2 separate regions of the Homo sapiens genome follow, and region 1 is linked to region 2. Evidence: read pairs that join two places in POLR2A ChIA-PET (ENCODE). Cell type or tissue: HepG2. All regions are shown on one strand. Links, peaks and the distances in the headings refer to the core of each region. The heading gives the core; the rest is flanking DNA. Region 1 overlaps SULT2B1 (sulfotransferase family 2B member 1). Region 2 overlaps SYNGR4 (synaptogyrin 4).

Evidence for each region. Peaks named below come from ENCODE experiments on the same cell type or tissue, not always from the same donor. Only the 100,000 strongest peaks of a DNase experiment are listed, where the experiment ranks them.
Region 1: POLR2A ChIA-PET joins it to region 2 with 5 read pairs; 9 of 35 experiments call an interaction of 5 or more read pairs at or near these places.

The regions. Positions count from the first base shown.
Region 1 is chr19:48,568,370-48,573,740 of GRCh38, reverse strand. All of the region lies in intron 1 of SULT2B1 (sulfotransferase family 2B member 1), which reads right to left. Among named protein-coding and RNA genes, the nearest start is that of SULT2B1, 19 kb to the right of the region's middle. In HepG2, for the core only: no CTCF peak of the experiment used is centred there; DNase peaks (open chromatin) are centred at 405, 2,160 and 2,640.
Region 2 is chr19:48,375,769-48,381,139 of GRCh38, reverse strand. It overlaps SYNGR4 (synaptogyrin 4), which reads right to left. Exons shown (of 5, transcript NM_012451.4): 5 at 4,763-5,055. The coding sequence ends at 4,822. Among named protein-coding and RNA genes, the nearest start is that of KDELR1, 13 kb to the left of the region's middle. In HepG2, for the core only: no CTCF peak of the experiment used is centred there; no DNase peak of the experiment used is centred there.

The sequences.
Region 1 (5,371 bases), core at 69-5,068, 190 kb before region 2:
ACAGAGCTGGGATTTGAACCCAAGCTGTGGTGGCCTCTCAGCCCTGTAGACTCAGTCCCTCCTTCCCCATGAACGCCACAGTCCAGCCAAGACCTCCAAATGCACCGAGCAGTAGTCCTACCTCTGGGCCCCTGGAGCTGCTGTTCCCGCTCCTGGAAATGTCCCCCGACCCTGCCACTCTCTGGGCCTGAGCGCAGAGCCAGGACCCCCCTGTCCCCCACCCACATGCCTACGTGGCTGCATTCTCGCATTCCTAAAACAGGTACCCTGTGCCTGCTGTCCACCTTGTAAAACAAATCTGGCCCCGGGACGAACTTCTCTACGCCTGGGACGTAGACAAACAGGCCTGTTTGTTCCCACAAAACACGTCCAGGGCCTGGCGTGCTGATATCGCTCGATTTGAGTGGAGGAATGAAAGGGACAATTAAGCCAGCGAGAGGCCAGGGACAGGGACAGCAGACAGAGCTCCTCCGGGTGGGTGGCCACAGCAGGCAGGTGATCCCCGGGAATGACTCAGCCTCCTGGAGGGTGAATGGTTCTGCCTGCAAGCCCCCTGGACATGTAAATTTTTTTTTTTTTTTTTTTGAGATGGAGTCCTGCTCTGTCACCAGGCTGGAGTACAGTGACACGATCTCGGCTCACTGCAACCTCCGCCTTCCAAGTTCAAGCGATTCTCCTGCCTCAGACTCCTGATTAGCTGGGACTACAGGTGCCTGTCGTCACGCCCAACTGATTTTTGTATTTTTAGTAGACATAGGGTTTCACCATGTTGGCCAGGCTGGTCTCAAACTCCTGACCTCAGGTGATCTGCCTGCCTCAGCCTCCCAAAGTGCTGGAATTCCAGGCATGAGCCACCGTGCCCAGCAGACATGCAACTCTTAAAGGCCCAACTTCCCAGCCCTCCTGCCTCCCTCCTCCATGGACTACTGGGTCCTGGTTCCTTCTCTGTCCCTGCATTCCTGCCCACCTCAGGCCTTCTCCTCTCCCTGTGGGCCCTCGACTCAGCCTCCTCCAGGTCTTCTCCGCTGCCCCTCCTCTGCTCCCAGCCCTCCTGTGGCACCTCAGTGCCCTCAGGTCAAAGCCTAGGCCAGTGCCTCCTCCTCTGGCCTCCTTGCTGCAGACACCAGCTCCAGGCACGCCCATTTTCCACTCTCTGAGTGCCTTTCCCATCTCCTCCTTCCACCTCGACACAGGTCAGATATCACCCTCTTTTTTTTAATTTTTTTTGAGATGGAGTCTTGCTCTGTTGCCCAGGCTATAGTGTAGTGGTGTGATCTCAGCTCACTGCAACCTCCGCCTTCCTGGGTTCAAGCTATTCTCCTGCCTCAGCCTCCCTAGTAGCTAGCACTACAGGTGCATGCCACCATGCCTGGCTAATTTTTGTATTTTTAGTAGAGACGAGGTTTCACTGTGTTAGCCAGGATGGTCTCGGTCTCCTGACCTCATGATCCGCCCACCTCGGCCTCCCAAAGTGCTGGGATTACAGGCATGAGCCACCGCTCCCAGCACAGATGTCACCCTCTAAATGCAGACCTTCTAGACCAATAGCCTCCTTGCCCCAGGAGATGGGGCCACAGCCTCCTTAAACCTCTGAATTCCCTCTGTCCATCCCCCTCCAATCCCAGGAAAGGGCCTGGCACCAGGAGGGGAGCCACCCGTACAGAAACTCTATGCCAAGAACATGCATGATCCTAGACTTCTCCCAGAACCTCAGGAAGTGAGTAGTGAAAGGACCACTTCATGCTCCAAGAAATGGAGGCCCAGAGAGGTTAATATAGTCCCCTAAGGTCACACAGCAGCCATCATAGTTTTCATTAAACACAAGTGCAGCCGGGCATGGTGCCTCATGCCTCTTGTCCTCACCTTTTTCAAGTCTTTGTTCCAAATGTCACCCCTTATCATGAGGGCTACCCTACAGCATCCTGTTTACAGCTAGACCCCCTGCACCCTCTTCCCCTGCTCTGCCTACCATCACACCTGTCACTCACTCCTGAGCTACTCTACAGTTGACATATGACATTGATGGTTTATTGACCATCTTCTCCGCTTGCATGTAAGCTCCATGAGCCTGGGAATTTAAAAAAATCTGGTGTTTTTTTCTTTTGTTATTGTTCTGTCTTGTTTGCCAATGTACCTAAAGTACTCTCAGCAGAGCCTGGCAGCAGGGAGGTGCTTGTCAATATTTATTGAAGGACCCAGGCAGGAGGATCGCTTGAAGCCAGGAATTCAAGACCAGCCTGGGCAGGCTGGGCACTGTGGCTCAAGCCTGTAATCCCAGCACTTTGGGAGGCTGAGGTGGGCGGATCACCTGAGGTCAGGAGTTCAAGACCAGCCTGGCCAACATGGTGAAACCCCATCTCTACTAAAAATACAAAAATTAGCTGGGCACGGTGGTGGGCGCCTGTAATCTCAGCTACTCGGGAGGCTGAGGCAGGAGAATCGCTTGAACCCGGGAGGCAGAGGTTGCAGTGTCCTGAGATCACATCACTGCACTCCAGCCTGGGGACAGAGCGAAACTCCATCTCAAAATAAATAAATAAATAAATAAATAAATTAGCCAGGCATGGTGGCCTGTACCTGTAGTCACAGCTGCTCAGGAAGCTGAGGTGGGAAGATCACTTGAGCCCAGAGTTCAAGGCTACAGGGAGCTATGATCTCACCACTGCGTGCTCCAGCCTGGGTGACAAAGCAAGACCTCATCTCTAAAAATAATAATAGGCCAGGTGTGGTGGCTCATGCCTATAATCCCAGCACTTTGGGAGGCTGAGGTGGGCGGATCACCTGAGGTCAGGAGATCGAGACCATCCTGGCTAACATGGTGAAACCCCGTCTCTACTAAAAATACAAAAAATTAGCCGGGCGTGGTGGCGGGCGCCTGTAGTCCCAGCTACTCGGGAGGCTCAGGCAGGAGAATCTTGAACCTGGGAGGCAGAGGTTGCAGTGAGCCGAGATCGCGCCACTGCACTCCAGCCTGGGGAACAGAGTGAGACTCTGTCTCAGAAAAAAAAAACAAAAACAAAAACGGAAAACAAAAACCAGCAAAAACCAGAGTCACTCTCCCTTCTGGGTGTTTGTCCAAGAGAAATGGAAGCCTATATGTTCAAACCAACATCTACACTTGACCCTCATCTACACTCATGTTTATAGCCACTGTACTCATAATTGCCAAACCCTGGGAACAGCTCAAACGTCCTTGCATGGGTAAGTGGATAAACAGCAGTATTCTGTGCCATGCGATACTACTCAGCGATGAAAAAGAACTGGCCGGGCTCGGTGGCTCACGCCTGTAATCCCAGTACTTTGGGAGGCTGACGCAGGCAAATCACCTGAGGTCAGGAGTTTGAGACCAGCCTGGCCAACATGGCGAAACCCCGTCTCTAATAAAATACAAAAATTAGCTGGGTATGGTGGTGCACGCCTGTAATCCCAGCTTTTTGGGAGGCTGAGGCAGGAGAATCACTTGAACCTGGGAGGTGGAGGTTGCAGTGAGCCCAGATCGCGCCATTGCACTCCAGCCTGGGCAACAAGAGTGAAACTCCGCCTCAGAAAAAAAAAAAAAAAGAACAAACCGGCGGTTCCCACAGCCACAGGGAAGGCTCTCCCAGGCATTGCACTGAGTGAAAGAGCCAGACTTGGAAGGTAAACTCTGTGTAATTCCATCTCTGTGACTGTGGTTGGCCAAATCACAGCCTCCAATGATGTTGTCGTCCTAATCCTTGAAATCTGAGACTGTGTTCCACAAATGGCCAAACGGACTTTGCAGATGTGATTAACAATCTTGACGAGGTGGCTCATGCCTCTAATCCCAGCACTTTAGGAAGCCGAGACAGGTGGATCACTTGACATCAGGAGTTTGAGACCAGCCTCGGCAACATGGCGAAACCCCATCTCTACTAAAAATACAAAATTAGCCAGGCGTGGTGGCGCATGCTTATAATCCCAGCTACTCAGGAGCCTGAGGCAGGAGAATCACTTTAACCTGGGAGGCGGAGGTCATGGTGAGCTGGGATCATGTCACTGCACTCCAGCCTGGGTGACAGAGTGAGTCTGTGTCTCAGAACAAAAAACCAATCTTGAGGCCAGGCATGGTGGCTCATGCCTGTAATCCCAACACTTTGGGAGGCCTAGATGGGAGGACTGCTTGAGGCCAGGAGTTCAAGACCAGCCTGGGCTACACAGAGTGAGAACCCAATCTCTTTAAAAAATAAGAAAAAAAAGAAAGAAAACTCCTGGGCTCAAGCGATCCTCCCACCTCAGCCTCCTAAAGTGCTGGGATTACAGATAGATGTCACTGAATCCAGTGAGTTACAATTTTAGATAAAAATTTATCTAAAATTTATCATATATATATATATATATATATATATATATATATATGTTTTTTTTTTTTTTTTTTTTTGAGACGGAGTCTCTCTCTGTCGCCCAGGCTGGAGTGCAGTGGCGCGATCTTGGCTCACTGCAAGCTCCGCCTCCTGGATTCACGCCATTCTGCTGCCTCAGCCTCCTGAGTAGCTGGGACTACAGGCGCCCGCCACCACGCCCTGCTAATTTTTTGTATTTTTAGTAGAGACAGGGTTTCACCATGTTACCCAGGATGGTCTCGATCTCCTGACCTTGTGATCTGCCTGCCTCAGCCTCCTAAAGTGCTGGGATTACAGGCGTGAGCCACCACGCCCAGCCTAAAATTTATCTAACATTTAATCTAAAATTTGTCATTTATCTAAATGCTAAATGCTGCTAGAACGGTGGCGTCAGGGAGGCCCCTCTGGGAACTCGACATCTGAGCAAAGACTGAAGGTAGCGAGAGAGGGAGCGGTGTGTGGGGACCAGAAGGAAGAGTGAGCGCAAAGAAGTGAGTGGTGGGCTGCTGGGATTCTGGGGCCTGAGTGGGACTGGAGCTGGGGGGCCCTGAGCGGCCCACCCTTCCAGGAATGCGATCGGACAGCAGGAGGGATTTCTCAGCAGCCCTGGCGGTGCCGCTGACTCACTGCCAGCGTCTGTGATCAACTCGCCTTTGGAGAGAGAGCATTGCCAAGACTCCCCCACCACCAGCCTGAGCTGGGTTCAATGCGCTTCACTCCCAGGACGCGCCAAGCAGTGTCCCGGCGCCCTGCCCTGCCTCTGTCCGGGCTGTTCTCCCCGCCAGGCTCTCCCTCACTTGGAGCCCATCTGGGCAGGCGTCCCCAGCTCAACCTCTCAGCAGGATGACTCACCCTTGGCCGTGGCGCAGAGATACTCTCTTGGCAGGAGTGTGACTGGCATAACCTCTTAGGGAGATCGTTTGGGAACATTTACAGGATTCAAGGCCAGCTCCTTCTCTGTCTTCAGGGCTTGGGTCTTCCCTGACCACCTTGGCTAAAGCAAGAGACCT
Region 2 (5,371 bases), core at 251-5,250:
CTGGGGAAGGGGGTTGTGTTGCTGCCTGCTCAGCCCAAGGCACCTCTTTTTTTTTTTTTTTTTTTTTTTGGAGACAGGTCTCACTCTCCCAGGCTGGAATGCTGTGGCGCGATCTTCTCTCACTGCAACTTCCGCCTCCTTGGTTCAAGTGATTTTCCTACCTCAGCCTGCAGAATAGCTGGGACTACAGGCGTGTACCATCACACCTGGCTAATTTTTTTTTTTTTTTTGAGACAGTCTCCCTCTATTGCCCAGGCTGGAGTGCAGTGGTGCAATCTCACCACACTGCAACCTCCGCCTCCTGGGTTCAAGCAATTCTCCTGCCTCAGCCTCCCAAGTAGCTGGGACTACAGGTGCCCGCCACCACGCCCAGCTAATTTTTGTATTTTAGAGACGGGGTTTTACTATGTTGGCCAGGCTGGTCTTGAACTCCCAACCTCAGGTGATCCACCTGCCTCAGCCCCCCAAAGTGCTGGGATTACAGGTGTGAGCCACCGCGCCCGGCCTAATTTTTGTATTTTTTGGTAGAGATGGGATTTCACCATGTTGGCCAGGCTGGTCTCAAACACTCCTGACTTCAAGTGATCCTCCTGCCTCAGCCCCGCAAAGTGCTGGGATTTCAGGCGTGAGCCACCGTGCCCAGCCCCAAGGCATCTCTCTTTTTTTTTTTTTTTGACAGAGTCTCGCTCCGTGGTCCAGGCTGGAGTACAGTGGCGCAATCTCAGCTCATTGCAACCTCCGCCTCCTGGGCTCAAGCAATTCTCTGCCTCAGCCTCTCAAGTAGCTGGGATTACAGGCGCCCACCACCACACCGGGCTAATTTTTGTATTTTTAGTAGAGACGGGGTTTCACCATCTTGGCCAGGCTGGTCTTGAACTCCTGCCCTCATGATCCACCTGCCTTGGCCTCCCAAAGTGCTGGGATTACAGGCGTGAGCCACTGTGCCCAGCCTAGTTTTTGTATTTTTTAGAGATGGGGTTTCACCATGTTGGCCAGGCTGGTCTTGAACTCCTGACTTCAGGTGTTCCACCCGCCTTGGCCTCCCAAAGTGCTGGGATTATAGTCGTGAGCCACCGCACCCGGCCGGCATCTCTTTGAATAGTCTGAAAAGCATCCATCTAAATCCGGTTCAATTCTTTAGCTGGGTGCAGTGGCTCACGCCTGTAATCCCAGCACTTTGGGAAGTGGAGGTGAGAGAATTGTTTGGGCTCAGGAGTTCAAGACCAGACTGGGCAACAGAGTGAGACACTCTCTTTAAAAAAAAAAAAAAAGGCCAGGCACGGTGGCTTATGCCTGTAATCGCAGCACTTTGGGAGGCCGAGGCTGGCGGATCACGAGTTCAGGAGATCGAGACCATCCTGGGTAACAAGGTGAAACCCCGTCTCTACTATACAATACAAAAATTAGCTGGGTGTGGTGGCATGTGCCTGTAGTCCCAGCTATTCAGGAGGCTGAGGCAGGAGAATCACTTGAACCTGGGAGGCAGAGGTTGCAGTGAGCCGAGACCGAGCCATTGCACTCCAGCCTGGGTGACAGAGTGAGACTCCATCTCAAAAAAAAAAATAAATAAAAAACAAAAAACTAACTGGACATGGTGGCCTTTACCTATAGTCCCAGCTACTCAGGAGGCTGAGGTGGGAAGATTGCTTGAGCCCAGGAAGTTGAGGCTGCAGTGAGCCATGATGACTCTGCTGCACTCCAGCCTGGGCAACAGAGATCCTGTCTTTAAAAAAAAAAAAAATCTGTCTAATTATTTAGTTTTATAGCCAATACAACTTGGGCCCAGAGACAGTAAGTGACACACCCATGCTTATCCAGAGGGACGTCTAGTGCTGAGTCCTCTCATTTCCATGTCAGAACACTTCCTGTCTCACTGCACTGCTGCTGTTTTCTCTCTATACCCAGCAGGACCACATAGTTATTTCTACACCTCCAGGTACAGGGCCAGCCACACAGGAAGCCTCCAAAAAAGGACTAATGGAACCCAAATTTGATTCCCCACATCTCATATCCTTTCGTCCGGTTTGTGAACTAGTGCTCTGCAGGCCACGATGGCCCCAGGCAGGTGTGTTTCGTTTGGACTGCCCAACGTTTATTTTGTATTTGTTACCCACCGATTTCACTTTTTTTTTTTGAGATGGAGTCTTGCTTTGTCACCCAGGCTGAAGTGCAGTGGCACCACCTCGGATCACTGCAACCTCCACCTCCTGGGTTCAAGCGATGCTCCTGCCTCAGCCTCCTGAGTAGCTGGGACTACACGCGCACGCCACCACACCTGGCTAATCTTTGTATTTTTGTTTTTTTTTTTTTTTTTTCTGAGACAGAGTTTCACTCTTGTTGCCCAGGCTGGAGTGCAATGGCACGATCTCAGCTCACCGCAACCTCCGCCTCCCAGATTCAAGTGATTCTCCTGCCTCAGCCTCCCAAGTAGCTGGGACTAGAGGCATGCGCCACCACGCCCAGCTAATTTTATATTTTTTAGTAGTGATGGGGTTTCTCCATGTTGGTCAGGCTGGTCTCGAACTGCCGGCCTCAAGTGATCTGCCTGCCTTGGCCTCCCAAAGTGCTGGGATTACTGGCGTGAGCCACTGCACCCGGCCTAATTTTTGTATTTTTAGCAGAGACGGGGTTTCACCATGTTGGTCAGGCTGGTGTTGAACTCCTGACCTCGTGATCCGCCCAGTTGGGCCTCCCAAAGTGCTGGGATTTTAGGTGTGAGTCACCGCACCTGGCCTGATTTCACATTTTAAAACCTGCCACAGAATGGATGTCCAAACTGTCGTAGAAAAACCAGAGTTTCTGTAGCTGCACTGTCTGGTAGGGTAGCCAGTGGTTATGTGTGACTGTCAAGCCCCTGAAACCTGGCGAGTCCAAACTGAGGCGTGCTATTGGTGTAAATACACGATGGGTTTCAAAAACTTAGTACCAAAGAGTGGAAAATGCCTCACTAATAATTTTTATATTGATTACATGTTGAAATGATATTTTGGATATATTGACATAAATAAAATATTAAAATTAATTTCACTTGTTTCATTTTACTTTTTTTTTTTTTTTTGAGACAGAGTCTCATTCTGGAGTGCAGTGGCATAATCTTGGCTCACCGCAACCTCCACTTCCTGGTTTCAAGTGATTCTCGTGCCTCTGACTCCCAAGTGGCTGGGATTACAGGCATACCCGGCTAATTTTCGTATTTTTAGTAGAGACGGGGTTTCACCATGTTGGTCAGGCTGGTCTTGAACTTCTGGCCTCCTCAAGTGATCTGCCCACCTCAGCCTCTCAAAGTGCTGGGATTATAGGCATGAGCCACCGCATCCACCTTGTTTTACTTTTCTTAATGTGGCCACTAGACTATTTTAAACTCCCCTTGGGTGTCACATCAGATTTCAAGTGGACAGCACTGTTCTAGAAACCCCAGGCTGGCCAGGCGTGGTGGCTCATGCCTATAATCCCAGCACTTTGGGAGGCCAAGGCAGGAGGACTGCTTGAGCCCAGGAGTTCAAGACCAGCCTGGGCAACATAGTGAGATCCCATCTCTTCAAAAAAATTGAAAAATTAGCTGGGAGTGGTGGCACACACCTGTAGTCCCAGCTACTTTGGGGCTTGAGGCAGGAGGATTGCTTGATGCCAGGAGGTCAAGGCTGTAGAGAGCTATGATTGTACCACTGCACTCCAGTCTGGGCTGCAAAACGAGATGCCATCTCGGAAAAAAAAAAGAAACTCCAGGCCCCGTTACTGAATGTGCGCTGAGTGAAGGCTGCCCCTCCTGGATGTGGCCCTGTTCCCACTATTCCCTTAATAGGCGCTTCACCCACTGGGGTTTCCTGCCTGGCTCCTACAGGTAGGAACGTTTGTGGCCCGTGCCTGAGTCCCCCGCTTACCACTGGGGTTCTCCTGGAATGAAAACTCCTCCTCCCCAAAGATATTCTTTGAAATATTTGAAGACAAGGGTCTCCCTTGAATCTCATTCGCGGACTCAGCACCCCGTTCCTTCACTGACTCCTCACACGCCATGGTTTTTAGTCTTTGGTCACCATGAGGAGTGAAAGGGCTTGGGCTTGAGTGACAGGGCTGGGTCCCCTTGTTGGCCCTTCCTCTTGGTGCTCTCTCCACGGGTGGAAGCATTTTCTCTCTGAACTTTGGTTTCCTCAACTGTAAGAGGAGGCTCCTTGTGCCTCCCTCCCCTGGCCAGTGTGGGGACTCAAGGAGTAGTGACTTGACAGGACTTAGTGTGTAACAGGCCTGAAGAAAGTGCTTCCTGGCCGGGCACGGTGGCTCAGGCCTGTAATCTCAGCACTTTGGGAGGCCGAGGTGGGAGGATCACAAGGTCAGGAGTTCGACACCAGCCTGACCAACATGGTGAAACCCCGTCTGTACTGAAAATACAAAAATTAGCCAGGCGTGGTGGTGGGCATTACAGGTGCGCACCTGTAATGCCAGCTACTAGGGAGGCTGAGGCAGAAGAATTGCTTGAACCTGGAAGGCAGAGGTTGCAGTGAGCCAAGATTGCACCACTGCACTCCAGCCTGGGCGACACAGCGAGACTCTGTCTCAAAAAAAAAAAAAAAAAAAAAAAAAAGTGCTTCCCGCCTCTCACCACCTCCCATCCGTCACTATCAAGGTGGTGCCCCAGTGATGGTTCCAGGAGATGGTATGGAAATGTGACCCAGTGCAGAGACCCCAGCGGTGACCTTGTGGGATTCTTACCCACCCTCGCCACTCAAGCAACCAGAGTGGAACAGACATGAGAAGGACTGAGGGCTGTTTTTAGAAACCCTTCTGGAGGGAGGATTCTCTCTTTATTGATTTGGATAAGGATATTTAGTTGTCAGGCATCATAGCAAGCCGGGGGGACTTTGGAGCGGTCAGACAGGGGGACAGGGCAGAGCTAGCATAACTCAGGCTGTTGGGGCCAGTGGTGGGCATGTTCACAGGGCTGTTGGCAGAGGGCAAGGGGAGGGTGGTCAGCACCATGCCACCCTCATCCAGGAAGCGCTTGTAAGGGACTGGAGCATCATTTCGGAGGTCCTGGAATGCCAGGTAGGCCTGGAATATCTGTGGGCAGAAAAGCGCGTGCTGAAGGCTGACTTGGGCTGGGCAGGTCAGGAGAGGGACTGGGCTGGGGACTGGCCTGGGAAGGAGACAAAAGATACCGGTGTTTGGACTGCTCACTGCCCAGGAGCCCTAGGCCAAAGCACAGGCCCTGATGCTGGGCTGTGGCTGCTCAGAGGAAGCGGCACCTGGAAGGGACCAGTGGAGTCCTGGGGGAACCCCCGACCCCTGACCCCCAGGGGAGCTAAGTGAGAGCAGGAATGTTCTAGCCCTTTCAACCCCACCCTGCAGAGGGTGCCCTCCTAGGGAGGGGTGGTGG